Regions from separate parts of the Homo sapiens genome. Here region 1 is linked to region 2. A link is an interaction called in ENCODE POLR2A ChIA-PET data of the cell type or tissue named here. Cell type or tissue: PC-9. All regions are shown on one strand. Links, peaks and the distances in the headings refer to the core of each region. The heading gives the core; the rest is flanking DNA. Region 1 overlaps PRKAA2 (protein kinase AMP-activated catalytic subunit alpha 2). Region 2 overlaps PCSK9 (proprotein convertase subtilisin/kexin type 9).

Region 1 (9,761 bases), core at 2,508-7,507, 1.6 Mb before region 2:
GAACAGTCCTATTGCTACTGTTAAAAATACACCAGAAACTGCACACACAAACATGCATGTAAAAAAAGATCAAAATATTTTTAAAGTAAAAATAACTTATTAAATATAAACAAGTAAATATTAGACCAGAAACAACATCTGAACTAAAAAGAAAAATATTTAAAAAATTCAAAAAATTCATGGAAATGCATATTATGAAAAAACTATGCATGGATATCAAAAAACTTTTGTACCAAAATAAACTATTACATGTCTGAACAGGATCTAGTTTGAGGCACTAAGAAGGATAAGCAACAGTTTAAAAAGAGTCCCTATTAAAGCAACATGAATTCTGCTAATGTTAAAGCAAAAACAAACATCAAATTTATATCGAAGCATTAATGGAAGTATGGTGAAATCATTGAGGCCTTATGAAAAGTTTATGGGAACAATGACTCAAAGAAATCAGCAGTTTACAAATAGGTAATTTGTTTTAAGAAGGGACAAGAAGAGTTTTTTGTTTTGTGTTGAGGCAGGGTCTCACTCTGTTGCCCAGGCTGGAAGGCAGTGATGCAATCACTGCTCCCTGCAACCCTGACCTTCTGTGTCAAGTGATTCTCCCACCTCAGCCTCCAGAGAAACTGTAACCATAGGCGTGCACCACTATGCTCAGCTAATTTTTTATTTTTTGTAGAGACAGGGTCTTGCTATGTTGCCAAAGCTGGTCTCAAACTCCTGGGCTCAAGCGATCTTCCTACCTCTGCCTCTTAAAGTGCTGGGATTATAGGGGTTAGCCACCATGCTTGGCTGACAAGATGATTTTGAAGATGAAGCCCATAGCAGCAGACCACCCTCACAGATTTGTAAGAAAAAAAATTAAATATTGTTCATGCCTTAATTGAAAAGGACAGGCAGAAATGACAGCCGACATCATAGGCATGTCAATCGATTTAGTTTGACACAACTCTGCCTAAAAAGTTAAAGTTGAGCAAACATTCCACTCAATGGGTGTCAAAACTGTTGCACTCAGATCAGCTGCAGACAAGAGCAGAGCTCTCAATGGAAATTTTAAATAGGTAGCTTCAATATCCTGAAGCATTTCTTCGAAGAGTTGTAATAGGAAATGAAACATGGCTTTTCCAATATGATCCTGAAGACAAAGCACAGTCCTGACAATGGCTACCAAGAGGTGGAAGTGGTCCAGTTAAAGTACAGTGGACTGGTGAAGAGCAAAGGTGGGCTAGGCGCAGTGGCTCACACCTGTGAATCCCAACACTTTGGGAAACAGGGGCGAGAGGATCGCTTGAGCCCAGGAGGACGAGACCAGCCTGGCAACATAGCAAGACCCCGTCTCTTCAAAAATATTGTTTAAAATGACCCAAGTGTGGTGGCACAGGCCTACAGTCTCAGCTACTCAGGGGGCTGAAACAAGAGGATCACTTGAGTTCCAGGCTGCAGTGAGCTATGATTGCGCCACTGCCCTCCAGCCTCAGTGACACAAAGACCTTGTCTCTTAAAAAACAACAAACAAACAAAAAACAACAAACAAACAAAAAACAGAGCAGAGTTCATGGCAACAGTTTTTTGGGATCTTCAGGCATTTTGTTTATTGACTCTCTGGAGGGCCAAGGAACAACAACATCTGATTATTAGAGTGTTTTGGGAAAGTTAGCCAAAACCTTAGCAGAAAAACTCCCATGGAAAGCTTCACCAAAGAGTCCTTCTCCACCATGACAATGCTCCTGCTCATTCCTCTCATCAAACAAGGGCAATTTGCATGAATTTTCAAGGAAAATCATTAGGCATCCAACTTACAGTTCTGATGTGGCTCCTTCTGACTTTGTTTCCTAATATTAAAAAAAAACACACACACACCTTTAAAACAAACCTATTTTCTTTTAGTTACTCATGTAAAAAAGACTGCACTGACATGGTTAAACTCTGAGGACTGTAAATTCTTTAGGAATGGACTAAATGGCTGCTATCATTGCTTACAAAAGTATCTTGACCTTGATGGCATTTATGCTAAAAAATAAAGTTGGCCGGGCATGGTGGCTCATGCCTGCAATCAATCCTAGCACTTTGGGAGGCCAAGGCAGGAGGATCACATGAGCTCAGGAGTTTGAGACGAGCCTAGGCAACATAGTGAGACCTCGTCTGTATTTAATTTTTTTTTTAAATCATCTCTATTTAATTAAAAAATTGAAATTAAAATTAAAAATTAAAAATGTTTATATTTTTTATTTTTATCTTTTAATTCCATTTTTCCATGAATTTTTGAAGTGCTGTCATATGTTTTTCTCAAAGATATATAGTCCCAAATATAATCTGATGTTTCCTTTTTAATCAAAAGTTAAACTGCAGAAAAAAAGAGATTCTTCCTAAATTCAAGTTCTTATAAATCTTTCATCTTAAGAAGACACTTTCATCTTAAGAAGGCACTTTCTAAATTATTTTGAACGACAAATGACTATATGTAAGACACACTTGCCTAACAAATGTATCAATCTTTACTACATGGGAGAAAACTTCTGATGGAATCAGTAACAACAAAAAAGATACTTATCAAGGATATAGTAATATGATAATTATCCCTGAAGAATGATTTCACACATACAAATGTAGAATATCATTTTAAAGTCTTTTAAAGATTACTTTAAAAATTAGTATACTAAATAGTTACAACATAGTGAAGATTATAACTCAAAAAGACAAGTGAAAAAAAAACACCTGTGGTTGTAACATTGTATTAGCAGGTACCTGTTACAGTATTGTGTATGGATTCAAAAGTATTGCATCTCAAACAACTTAAATAACAATAAATATGGTATTCTAGAAAGCCATGGTAGATACCTGAAAAAATACTCCCAGTAATGACAAGAATCTGAAATGTGACAGTAGAAAAAAATATATTTCTAAAATAATATTTATATATATGGTTTTAAATTCACGTTTTTCTAAAATAATAAAAATAGAAAAAAGACAAGTACAGGAATGTGTAAAATAGCATTAATCATAACAACCAAGATGTAAAAACTACCAAATTTCCATCAGTAATAGAATGGACAAATAATAGTATAGTCTTAATGCAATACTATATAGCAATGAGAATGAATTACAACTACATGCAATGACATGGATAGATCTCATAAACATAATCCCATGTAAAGAAGCCAGATACAGTAGAATTCTGTCTCTATAAAGTTCAAAAACAGGTGAAACTATCCATGGATAGTGGTTCCCATTGGTGGGGTGGAGGTTGGAAACAAGGGGATATGGGACACAAGGGGACTTCTGGGATACTGGTCATTTTCCATGTCTTTATCAAAGTGGTGGTTACGTGGATGTGTTCAGTTTGTGAAAATTTATTGAGAATTTACGTAAAAGATGCCAGTATACTCTTGTATATGGAGTACAATAAAAACGTTAAGAACATTTGGAGGACACTATATACCTAAGCTGTGACGAGCCAAGAGATCACACATGTATCAGCCAGTTGGGCCTCATGGGGTGGTCAGCAACCTTAACTCATTCATGTCAAAAGCCGTAACTCTGGTGATCAGCAGCGTTATGTAATGCACATATGTTCCGACCCCTACCATCCCCAGACTCCTGCCAAAACAACACAACGCTCCTTTCACCTCTGCCCGTGGTGAAACAAAACAATCTCATTGCTCTTCTCCAAATTTCCTTTCCCTGAAAATCCTTTAAAGTTCTCTAAAGGATGGTTCTCACAAGGAAGCAAGAGACTTCCTTTCCTTTTTATCTACAACTTATTAAATAAGTACCATATTTATTAAATAGTACTTTATGTACATATTTAATTCCCAAAACTCCCACAAGGTAAATATTATTATGCCCTATTTACAAGTGAGCAAACTGGAAATTAGAAATTGGTGAGTGACAGGATGGTGTATCTGCCTCTAACGCCCAAGCTCAAAATTCACATAATTTTACCCTTCAATAATCAGGTTTCCTTGATTACAACGTATCAAGGGTGCTCACTTGCATGCTTAAGAGGATAAGCATTATCTCTAGCATTAGATTTGAGAAATGAGGTCACAGTGAAGGGATAGAGTCTAGTAGTGATAGGCTAAGGAGGGAGGGACAATGCATGAAAATAATCAAGTATGGAGAATTGCTGTGTTCAGTTAGAGAGTAAGGCTGGGGTAGGGCTGTGGCCTTTGTATGGATCAGATATACTAAGGTTAGTCATCAAGAAGTGCTGAAAAATCAAGAAAATAACACATGAACTGAAAGTCTTAAGAGTCTCTAAATCCCCTAATAAAATATGTAAAATGAACTTAAATGTTATTAAGAGAATGAACTTGTACATCCTTGAAGTCTTTCATTCATTTGCTCATTCATTCATTTAACAAATATGTTCTGAGTGTCTGATGTGTACTAGGCATTGCCTTGAATTGTGAAAATAAATGGAACTTGCCTTCTGGTGGAGAACATAAATAATAAACAAATATATAACATTATAGTTGTGCTTGGTGTGTTAGAAGACAAAAAATAAGGAAATTTTCTAATAGAAGAAACAGTGATGTAATGATGATACATGAAGAAAGCAGAGTGACAAGGTGACAGGAAAATGGGCTATTTTACATAGATCAGTAAAGACTTATGAAAATAATTTATTTTAGTAAAGACTTGCTCTACACCTAACTTCTTTAATTATGTGATATGCTGTATTCTGCTTTATTTATTTATTTAGAGACAGGGTCTCTCTTTGTCACACAAGCTGGAGTGCAGTAGGACGCTCACAGCTCACTGCAGCCTCAACCTCCCAGGCCTAAGCGATCCTCCCGCCTCAGTTCCCCAAGTCGCTGGGACTATAGGCACGTGCCACCATGGCTGGCTAATTTTTATGTTTCTTGTTGAGATGGGGTTTCGCCATTTTGTCCAGGCTGGTTCAAGGAATCCACCCGCCTCAGCCTCCCAAAGTGCTGGGATTACAGGAGTGAGATATGACACCTCTGCTTTATTTTTAAAATAAGTGTTTATACTGGCTTTAGATTGTAACTTTAAAATATTTCTTTAAAACGTTAATTTGTGCAGCAGCAATAAAAAGAAAAATAAATAAATAAAATATTTAATACCTTTTTTTTTCCTTTTTTTTTTTTTGAGACAGAGTCTTGTTCTGTCACCCAGGCTAGAGTGCGGTGGCATGATCTCAGCTCACTGAAACCTCTGCTTCCCAGATTCAAGCGATTCTCCTGCCTCAGCCTCTGAAGTAGCTGGGATTACAGACATGCACCACCATGCCCAGCTCATTTTTTGTATTTTTAGTAGAGACAGGGTTTTGCCATCTTGGCCGGCTGGTTTTGAATGCCTGGCCTCTCATGTGATTCACCTGCCTCGGCCTCCCTAAGTGCTAGGATTACAGGCATGAGCCACCGTGCCCAGCCAATAAAATACTTCTTTAAAATTTAAGTTAATCTAGGATTCCGCAGGAAAATCAACTTTATTTTTACATCATCATTTAAGATTAAAAAATAGAGTCAGGAATACAGTTTACAGCCAAGCATGGTGGTTCATGCCTGTAATCCAAGCACTTTGGGAGGCCCAGGCGAGAGGATCGCTTGAAGCCAGGAGTTTCAGACCAGCCCTGGCAACATAGGAAGACCCCATCTCTACAAAAAAAAAAAAAAATTAAAAATTAGCCGGGCATGGTGGCACTCGCCTGTAGTCCCAGCCACTCAGGAAGAGAAGGCAGGAGTTGGTGTGATGGAGCATACCTGGAGTCCCAGCTACTGCAGAGGCTGAGGTACAAGAATTGCTTGAGCCCGGGAGACAGAGGTTGCAGTGAGCCAAGATCATGCCATTGCACTCCAGCCTGGGGGACAGAGGAACACTCTGCCTCCAAAAAAGAAAAAAAAAAGAAGGCAGGAGGATCACGGAGGATCACTTGAGCCCAGGAGTTCGAGATTACAGTGAGCTATGATTGTGCCACTATACTCCAGCCTGGGCAACAGAGTGAGACCCAGACTCAAAACAAAACAAACAAACAAACAAAAAATGGCGGGGGGGGGGAAGAAAAAAAAAAACAACAACATTTACCATTATAAATTCTTCAACACTGTTGGAGAATGTATTAGCATTCAGTAGACTCTTTAACACCGTTGGAGAATGTATTAGCATTCAGTAGACTCTGCCAGCAACACTTATCCCAAAGCGTCATAAACCATGCCCTCTCTTAATGTCTTTCCAACTCTGGTCCTTATGTGTCTATTTTCTTTTTGTCTCTCTTATTCCACATGCTTCATCTCCTTCTTACTCGTCCTCCTTTATTTTCCTGTCTTCAAACAACTCCCCTTCCATTCTCATTAACCACCTCTGAATGTTTTCTTGTTGACTACATAATTTTACATTCCATAAAATTTCTTTTTAAAGTAGAGTTGTGGAATGATCTAGAATTCTCTCCAAAACAAAATAAGAAACATGATCTGTGTTTTTTTCTCTAGAGTCCTCAGGTTTCATTTTAATGGCTACCCCAGATATTACAACATGCATCCTTAACTTCAGTCTAATAAAAATTTGTGTTTTTACATTTCCCAAACAAAGCAAGGACTTTAGAACACTATAACTCTACTTTTTCTCATATCTTTTCTGTTCTTGCATTTCATTCCTACATATATTCTCAGTCTCGCAAGATATTATTTTGTATAGTCAGTATCTATTTAGTTACCCACATACTTAGACTTCCCAACGCTCTTCATTTCTTTTTGCATTTCTTCCTTCCACCTGGGGTCACTTTCTTTCCTCCTGAAAAATTGCCTTTGGTGTTCCCTTTGTTATATGTCTTCTGTTGACAAATTGTCTCAATTTGTGTTTGCATAAAAATGCATTTTGCCTTCCTTCCTTCTTTCATTCATTTATTTATTTTGAGACGGAGTCTTGCTCTGTCACCCAGGCTGGAGTTTTATTTATTTATTTATTTATTTTGAGATGGAGTCTTGCTCTGTCACCCAGGCTGGAGTGCAGTGGCACGATCTCGGCTCACTGCAACCTCTGCCTCCCCGGTTCAAGCAATTCTCCTGCCTCAGCCTCCCGAGTAGCTGGGATTACAGATGTGTGCTACCACATCTGGCCAATTTTTGTATTTTCAGTAAAGATGGGGTTTCACCATGTTGGCCAGGCTGGTCTCAAACTCCTGACCTCAGGTGATCCCCGCCTTGGCCTCCCAAAGTGCTGGGATTACAGGCATGAGCCACCACGCCCAGCTTACCTTTATTTTTGAAGAACATTTTTGCTGGGCATAAAATTATAAGCTGGCAGTTTGTTTCTTTTACCTCTTCGAAGGTAAAAAAAAATTCCATTCCATTTTTTCCTTGTTTTCACTGTTTTAGTTGGGGAGTCAACTTATTACTGTCCCTTTGAAGATAATACACTTCTTTTTTTTACCCCACCCCCTGGCTGCTTTTAAGATATTCTCAACATTTTTTTCCCATTTCTGCAAGGATAAATACAGTCTACACCAGCATAAGGGAGGCTCAAGAAAAGGGAATTGGTTTAGACCAGTTGCACAATGATATCTCTAGGAATGGTTTTCTTACATTTATTCTGCTGGGGGCTTCTGAATCTGTGGCTTGAGGCATTTAATCAGTTTTAGAATACTTTCTGCCATTATCTCTTCAAATGCTGCCTCTGCCCCATTCCCTTTGTCCTCTTCTTCTGGAATTATGTATTACCTGCTGTGTATGACCATCAGTGGTCTTGGATTCAAGATGACATTCATACCTCAGGATACAAAAGGTGGTAATGTTACATCAGTTTTACTTAGCTTTTTATGAGAACTTAGGACAGAAACACAGAACGTCAGGATGGCATAACCAAAAACATCTTCATCAGAAGTCCTTAAAATATTCAGCTGCTACTTCCATGCCTCCTCATCACACAGGGGTACATGAAGTTGGGAAGCCCGTATCAGTGGATACAGTACACTCCAGCATATACAAGCCTCAAACAAGAAATACTTCATAAAATAAGCCCATTCTTGCAACTTCTAAGCCTCCCATCAGGAAGTGCTTGAGTTTGAAGAGACACCTTAAAGGGAAACTGGACGTCTGTTTCCCTATAAGTTTTATGCTGGTAGAAATGGTGAATAATGTAGTCTCTTGGGAGTATAACATGTCCATTTGTAGTCCTCCCAGTCCAAATGCAGTTAACCAATCACAGGTCATTTTTACAATAAATACTGTTGTTGGCAATAGAACTGATAAATCACATTTATCTTAGTCTATGTCCAGAGAAACTCTATTAAAAGAAGGTAAACCTGGGGTTACCATTTTACAGAAAAGAAAAATGGAGGTTTGCAATTAACTTTTTCTATATAGCTTCCAATAATACATGTATTAGACTTTTCACTGTGTTCTCATATGTGTCTTATACTTTCTTTTCATCCTTTTGTCTATCTTTCAGTCTGGGTATTTTCTTCTGACCCATCATCTAATTCACTAATCCTCTCTTCAATGGAATCTAATCTGCTATTAATCATCTAAAAGATAATTCAATTATTGTATTTTTTCAGTCCTAGAATTTCCTTTATTTTTATAGATTCCAGTCCTCTGCTAATATTCTCCACTTTAAACAAAAGTATCAGTTATTTAAAATTCTGTGTTTGATATCTTTACTATCTGCATCCCCTACAAACCTGTTTCTATTATCTTCACCCTGTCTCTTAGAATGCTGAACATTGTGTATGAAAATCTGTAGAGGCTCTGACAGTTTTATCTTCCCCCAGAGAAGAAAGGTAAGAGGCAGATCAATCTGAGATTAAGCTTATTCTAAGCAGGATATCCGTCTTCAGAGGGTTGCAGCCAAAAACCCAACTGTTTATCAGACTCTCCTTGATAAACTGCGAACTCCAACTGTTGCCTCACAAGACTCAAACTCTTCCTAGTTCTTCTGCCTTTTAGCCACTTCACATAGTCTGGATATTTGTCCTATCCAAATCTCACACTGAAATTTAATCTCCAATGTTGGAGATGGGGCCTAATGGGAGGTGTTTGGGTCATAGGAGAAGATCCCTCATGAGCAGATGAACACTGGTAAAAAACATTTTGCTTAAAATCCCGTATGACTAAACACAGCAAATACTTTATATTGATTGTATTATTCCATTAATTAAGACTGGAAAAACTGGAATCAATTATGGAACACCATATAGTTCCAACTTATACTCAAACACATTAAAAAAAAAAAAAAGCTGGGCATGGTGGCTCATGTCTATAATCTCAGCATTCTGGGAGGCCAATATAGGTGGATCACTTGAGCCCAGGAGTTTGAGACTACCTGAACAATACAGTGAGACCCTGTCTCTACAAAAAAAAAAAAAAAATATATATATATAGATATATAAATACATACATTGTGAGAAACAGTAAAATGATTTTTTTAAAAAGAAAATGAAAATAACTTATACTTATCATATTGCCCAAGTAAAACAAGCATTTAGAAAAAAAAAAGTATGGTATATTTAAAAATGTTAGATCTATTGTTTTATGACAGTCAGTTTAACTTACCTTATAATTCATTTATAATTTAGAAACTGAGATGTTGAATAAGAACACACTGTTCTTGTTTTAATAGTATATATAATCTGAAGAAAAATGATTCTGAAAAAACAAAGTATATTAATAACATACTAACATTCAGAGTAAGAGACATATAGCAAGATTTTATAAATTATCTTTAATCATATAAAAGGCTGTTTAAAAAGATCTAATGGCAGATTAAAAAGAGAATTATGAATATTTTAAAAACAAAGGTACCAC
Region 2 (5,000 bases), core at 1-5,000:
CTATGGAAACAACGCCTTCCGCACCCCTAGCACCTGCCGTCCTCACTGTAAAGCTTCATCAGGATCGTCCACCGTGTATATTATACGCTTCAGATCATGTTGCTTATATTGTTGCTGCAATGACCATCGTTTTCACTTTGCTGGTAACCACTTGATTGCTGACAGCTACAGTCAATGAACCTGCTGATGACTTTTTTTAATGTAGTACAACAGTGACAGTTATGACAGGCTTACCTTGGAAGAGTTGTCATTTTTACTGCCAATTTTTTGGATGAAGATGTTTTTATAAACCTTTCAAAATGGTCTGCAAACAGAGCAGGAATTGCACAATTAACTCAATAATGCTGTGTGTTCTCAAGAAGCTCCCTTAGTGAGGCCGATCTTAAGATGGCCGATTCTGCCCGTTGAAGGCATCCTGGGAAAGAAAACAAGCATCCCAGCGGGCATCTCACCACGACTTCTCCTGGAGTCCTCACACGGTCACTGACAACTACAGTCAGTTTTAGGAACTAGAGTGCCGTATCATCAGACTTACCCTGTCCTGCCCCACCTTCCCTGCTAACATCGAGGTGTGTGCAGTTACCTTCTGAGCTTGGAACAAGCAGACTGGAATTTTCCTCTGCTACCTCTTGTGTATAAAATCTTGTTTATAAAATTTCAAAAGGAAGTAGATACACTAGGGAAGAACCTTAATTCTAAATTTGGTTCATGTGTGGCAAAGTTCTTAGCTTCTAAGAGTATAAAATAAATTTTTCAAAAACAGAGTTGGAGTCTTGCCGCCATTCTTCATATATCAGAACACAGCCGTAGTGGGCGGGGGAACACGAGCCTGTGCCTGGTGCTAAATGCTGTTGATTCCTCTTAGTACTTTACACTAATAAAGGGGACTGTGGGTCCTCTGAGCCTGTTGCTGTTCTTTTCTCTGGAGGGGCTGACCATTTCAGGATTCATCTGCAAAGCTTAGAGGAGGATGCTGAACTTAGGTTGATGGTCTCCATTCATCTCCACCAAAGCTTTTGGCTCTCCCAAGTGGTCCCCAGCATAGATCGTGTCGCTGGTCACACTGGGCTTCTTGCTAGATCCCACAGGTCTCAGTCTCATTCCTAGTGGCCAGCGTTGCTCACATGGGTCCCCTTCCCTATTTGCTAGTCCAGATTTTCGCCTTCCTGCAAGCCACACCCCTTCCTCCCCGATCCCTGGTGACCACCTGCTAACCCTCTGCAAGAACCAAGTTGTTCCAACATCACAGAGCTGTCAGGGTGTGGATCTCTAACCAGCTGATACTTGATTCTGTGGAGGGGAAGGAGAGAGAGTCTAGGGTTGCACCACAGGCCTAGGTTCCAACGGGCAGAGATAACACAGTTGGGTGTTCAAGCCATTGCCATCTGTCAACTCTTGAATGCTTTCCATATATGACACTGAATTGTCAGAAAATGTAATCTGGGAGGAATTTTGCCTGAGATTCCTTATGACATGGGCTGTCTAGAGAGAGAGAGAACTTGCTTAAGACAGCTATATTCACCAGCCTTAGAGTGGAGGGCCTGGAGGTCCCACATTGAATGGGATCATTATGCACTCTGTAACCCAGGCTGCAGTGCAGTGATGATGTAATTACAGCTCACTGCACCCTCAGCCTCCCAGCTCAAGCAAGCCTCCCATATCAGCCTCCTGAGTAGCCGGGACCACAGGCATGTGCTACCACACCTCGCTAATCTTTTAAATTTTTTTATAGAGACGGGGTCTCACTGTTGCCCAGGGTCTTGAATTCCTAAACACAAGCAATCCTCCTGCCTCAGCCTCCCAAAGTACTGAGATTACAGGTGTGAGCCATTGCACCCAATCTGAGACTGTTCTGAATTTTAAATCATGAAAAAAGCCATGGACTTAGCACTGGCTCATTACAGAAGCATCTGGCACTGTAACTTATTCCGTAAATACTCGGGCCAGGCTGTGTGCCAGGTACTGGGGAGAAAAGAATGAAAAGGGCATTGGGAGGTCAGGACAACAGAGCATCTAGAGTGCTGTAGGGCACCTGTCACCAAGGAGGAGGCACTTTGACTGTCAGGGTGGTCAGGGGAGCTGCAGGAAGACATTCATTTCATTCCTAGGATAGGCACAAGGAGTAAGTTCACATCACCAGTACTTGCCCAATACTTGTACTCAAGATAAAAGTACTCATCAAATACTTGGCTTACTCAACTATTCAACAAACTTACCCAGTTCCTAGTATAAGCAAGGCATCACCCTAGGCAGTCAAGTCTATGCAAGAGTTAGGACAACGTTTGTTTGTTTTTATTTTAAAAAGTCACCATATTAATAAAAATGCTACAAAACCCAGAATAAATATCTTCAAGTTACAAAAGCAAAACAGGTCTAGAAAAGTTGGCTGTAAAAAGGCAACAGAGAGGACAGACCCAAAAGATAAATGTCTGCTTGCTTGGGTGGGGCTGGTGCTCAAGGAGGGACAGTTGTTGGCCCTCTCCCCCGACCATGCCTTAGAAGCATCTCCGCCAGGCCAGTGAATCAGGCCTGGGTGATAACGGAAAAAGTTCCATGCCTGCAGGCATCGTTCTGCCATCACTCACCGAGCTTCCTGGTCTGTGTTCCCCTTCCCAGCCTCACTGTTACCCGTAAAAATGAGGAGCCCAGCCGGGTGAAGTAAGAAGAGGCTTGGCTTCAGAGCCAGCCCAATCTGCGTTTCTGGCTCAGTTCCTGCTGTGTGAGCTTGGCAGGCACGCCCCCTCTGGTTCCAGGTTTCTTCCTCTGTGAAGTAGGGGTGCGAATGTGTACCCTGCCGGGTAGTGGAGCGGGTTGGCTGAGACAGTGCATGCACCACTGCACACTGCCGAGTCAGTCCTAGGTGATGGCTCCCCGCAGGCCACCTTTGGGTGTTGCTAGCACAGCCTGGCATAGAGCAGAGTAAAGGTGGCTCAGGAAACCAAGGCACAGCCTGTGACCACCAGGGGCGCACCTGTCTCCAGCCTCTGGCTAGATGCCATCCAGAAAGCTAAGCCTCCATTAATCAGGGAGCCCCCAGGGGCTTCTCCACAGTTAGCTGGAGATGAGGGCCATCAGCACCTTTCACACTCACCCCCCAACGATGTTTGTCCCTGCAGCCCCTACCGCCCCCTCCCCTATCCATGGGAAGAATCCTGCCTCCTTGGTGGAGACCTGAGGATTGAATGCCTGGCACGGAACAAGAGCTCAATAAAAGTCATTCTGCCCACGGACATCGGCACATTGGGAGCAGCTGGCAGCACCCGAGCACAGCTCGACCTGTTTGAATGGTGAAATGCCCCACAGTGAGGGAGGGAGCTTCCTGGCACCTCCACCTGGGGAGGAGGCACCCAGAGTGAGTGAGTTCCAGGCAAGGAGGCTGCCCCACTCAAGGGCCAGGCCAGCAGCCCCGGAAAGGCGGAAGCATCCCCATCCCCTCGTGCCAGGCCATGGAGGGCTGAGAGAGGGACAAGTCGGAACCATTTTAAAGCTCAGCCCCAGCCCTTGACCCTCCCCAGACACCCATCCTGGGATGGGGCTGTCACTGGAGCTCCTGGGAGGCCTGCGCCAGGTGCCGGCTCCGGCAGCAGATGGCAACGGCTGTCACGGCCCCTTCGCTGGTGCTGCCTGTAGTGCTGACGTCCCGGCTCCTGACTACACACGTGTTGTCTACGGCGTAGGCCCCCAGGACGTGGGAGGTCCCAGGGAGGGCACTGCAGCCAGTCAGGGTCCAGCCCTCCTCGCAGGCCACGGTCACCTGCCAGAGCCCGAGGAAAAGAAAGCACATGTCTAGCGTGGCCCGGGACCCCCACCCACACTTCATTTCTCCCTCCGACATCCTTCTGTGAGGCCAAAGTGCAGACGGCCCTCGCTGGCTCAGAGCCCATTTGGGACACAACCGTGTATCTCCCACCCCGCACCTCCCACCCAGGCGGTTCTGCACCATGGCTGACCAAACACGTGAGCTCCTGCTTCATGCCTGGTTTGAGGGCCGTGGAGATAGACAGATGCCTACCATGCCAGTGCCAAACTCATCCCTCTGAAACTGATGGCCCCATAGCCTGCCCCATCCCACTTAATGGCAACTCCATCTGTCCAGGGGCCCGAGCCTTGGTGCCATCCTCCCCCTCTCCCACCCACATCCACCCACCAGGCCTGCAGGCTCCCTTCAGACTCCAGCCTGAGCCCCGCCCCAACGCCTGGACCCTCCACCGCCTCCCTCCAGTCTCCCTGCTTCTGCCCAAGGTCCTTGTCATCTCTTCTCAGCTCAGCAGCTAGGCCACAGTGAGAGGTTCAGATCCAGGCCAGACCACACTCCTCTGAGGCCAGACCCCTGCATGGCCCCAGCTCACTGCTGACTGTGACCCTCAGGTCTCACCTGACTTGGCCCTGTCCCCTCTGAGGCACCCCCCATCTCATAACTATTCCCACCTCTCTGGTTTCCTGGTACTCCCTGCACATCCCCACCTGGGGGCCTTTGCTTTGCCTGGAACATGTTCTCTGCCTCATGGCCTGTTTCGTCCACCTTGTCAGCGAGACCTCTCCTGACCTCTCTCCCACCCCATTCCCTTCCTTGCTATAGTTTTCTCCATCGCATCTTTTCAGTACTCTATATTAATGGTTTGTTTTCTGTCTTCCTCCACTAAAATAGATGCTCCAGGAGGGAGAACAGCATGTCTCTTGGGCCTGTATCCCTCCCCAGTGCCAGGAAGAGCACCTGGAACCTAGCAGCCCTCAGTGTACCCAGGGCAAGTGGATCCAAGACCAAGACTGTCTTTTGCTCTCGAGGAATGCACCATCCAGACCAGAATCAACACAGACTTGCATTTTAAAACTGACTCTGAGTTCATTTAAGAGTGGACTCCTTAGGGCTGCCTTTTGAGGAGCTCCTACTGGCTTTTAAGGAGAGTTATACACTCAGGTTTCTAGAAGGCCCGGCTGTCACATTCCAGGGCTTGGCACATGCCTTGCTAATCTCGGCAGGGCCTTTTCTTGCCTTGCTG

The links. Peaks named below come from ENCODE experiments on the same cell type or tissue, not always from the same donor. Only the 100,000 strongest peaks of a DNase experiment are listed, where the experiment ranks them.
Region 1: POLR2A ChIA-PET joins it to region 2 with 8 read pairs; 2 of 35 experiments call an interaction of 5 or more read pairs at or near these places.

The regions. Positions count from the first base shown.
Region 1 is chr1:56,654,845-56,664,605 of GRCh38, reverse strand. All of the region lies in intron 1 of PRKAA2 (protein kinase AMP-activated catalytic subunit alpha 2), which reads right to left. Among named protein-coding and RNA genes, the nearest start is that of PRKAA2, 14 kb to the right of the region's middle. In PC-9, for the core only: no CTCF peak of the experiment used is centred there; no DNase peak of the experiment used is centred there.
Region 2 is chr1:55,062,123-55,067,122 of GRCh38, reverse strand. PCSK9 (proprotein convertase subtilisin/kexin type 9) reads right to left here. Exons shown (of 12, transcript NM_174936.4): 12 at 2,271-3,754. The coding sequence ends at 3,539. USP24 (ubiquitin specific peptidase 24) reads left to right here. Exons shown (of 68, transcript NM_015306.3): 68 at 1-764. Among named protein-coding and RNA genes, the nearest start is that of PCSK9, 25 kb to the right of the region's middle. In PC-9, for the core only: no CTCF peak of the experiment used is centred there; a DNase peak (open chromatin) is centred at 2,072; H3K27ac peaks cover 502 bases.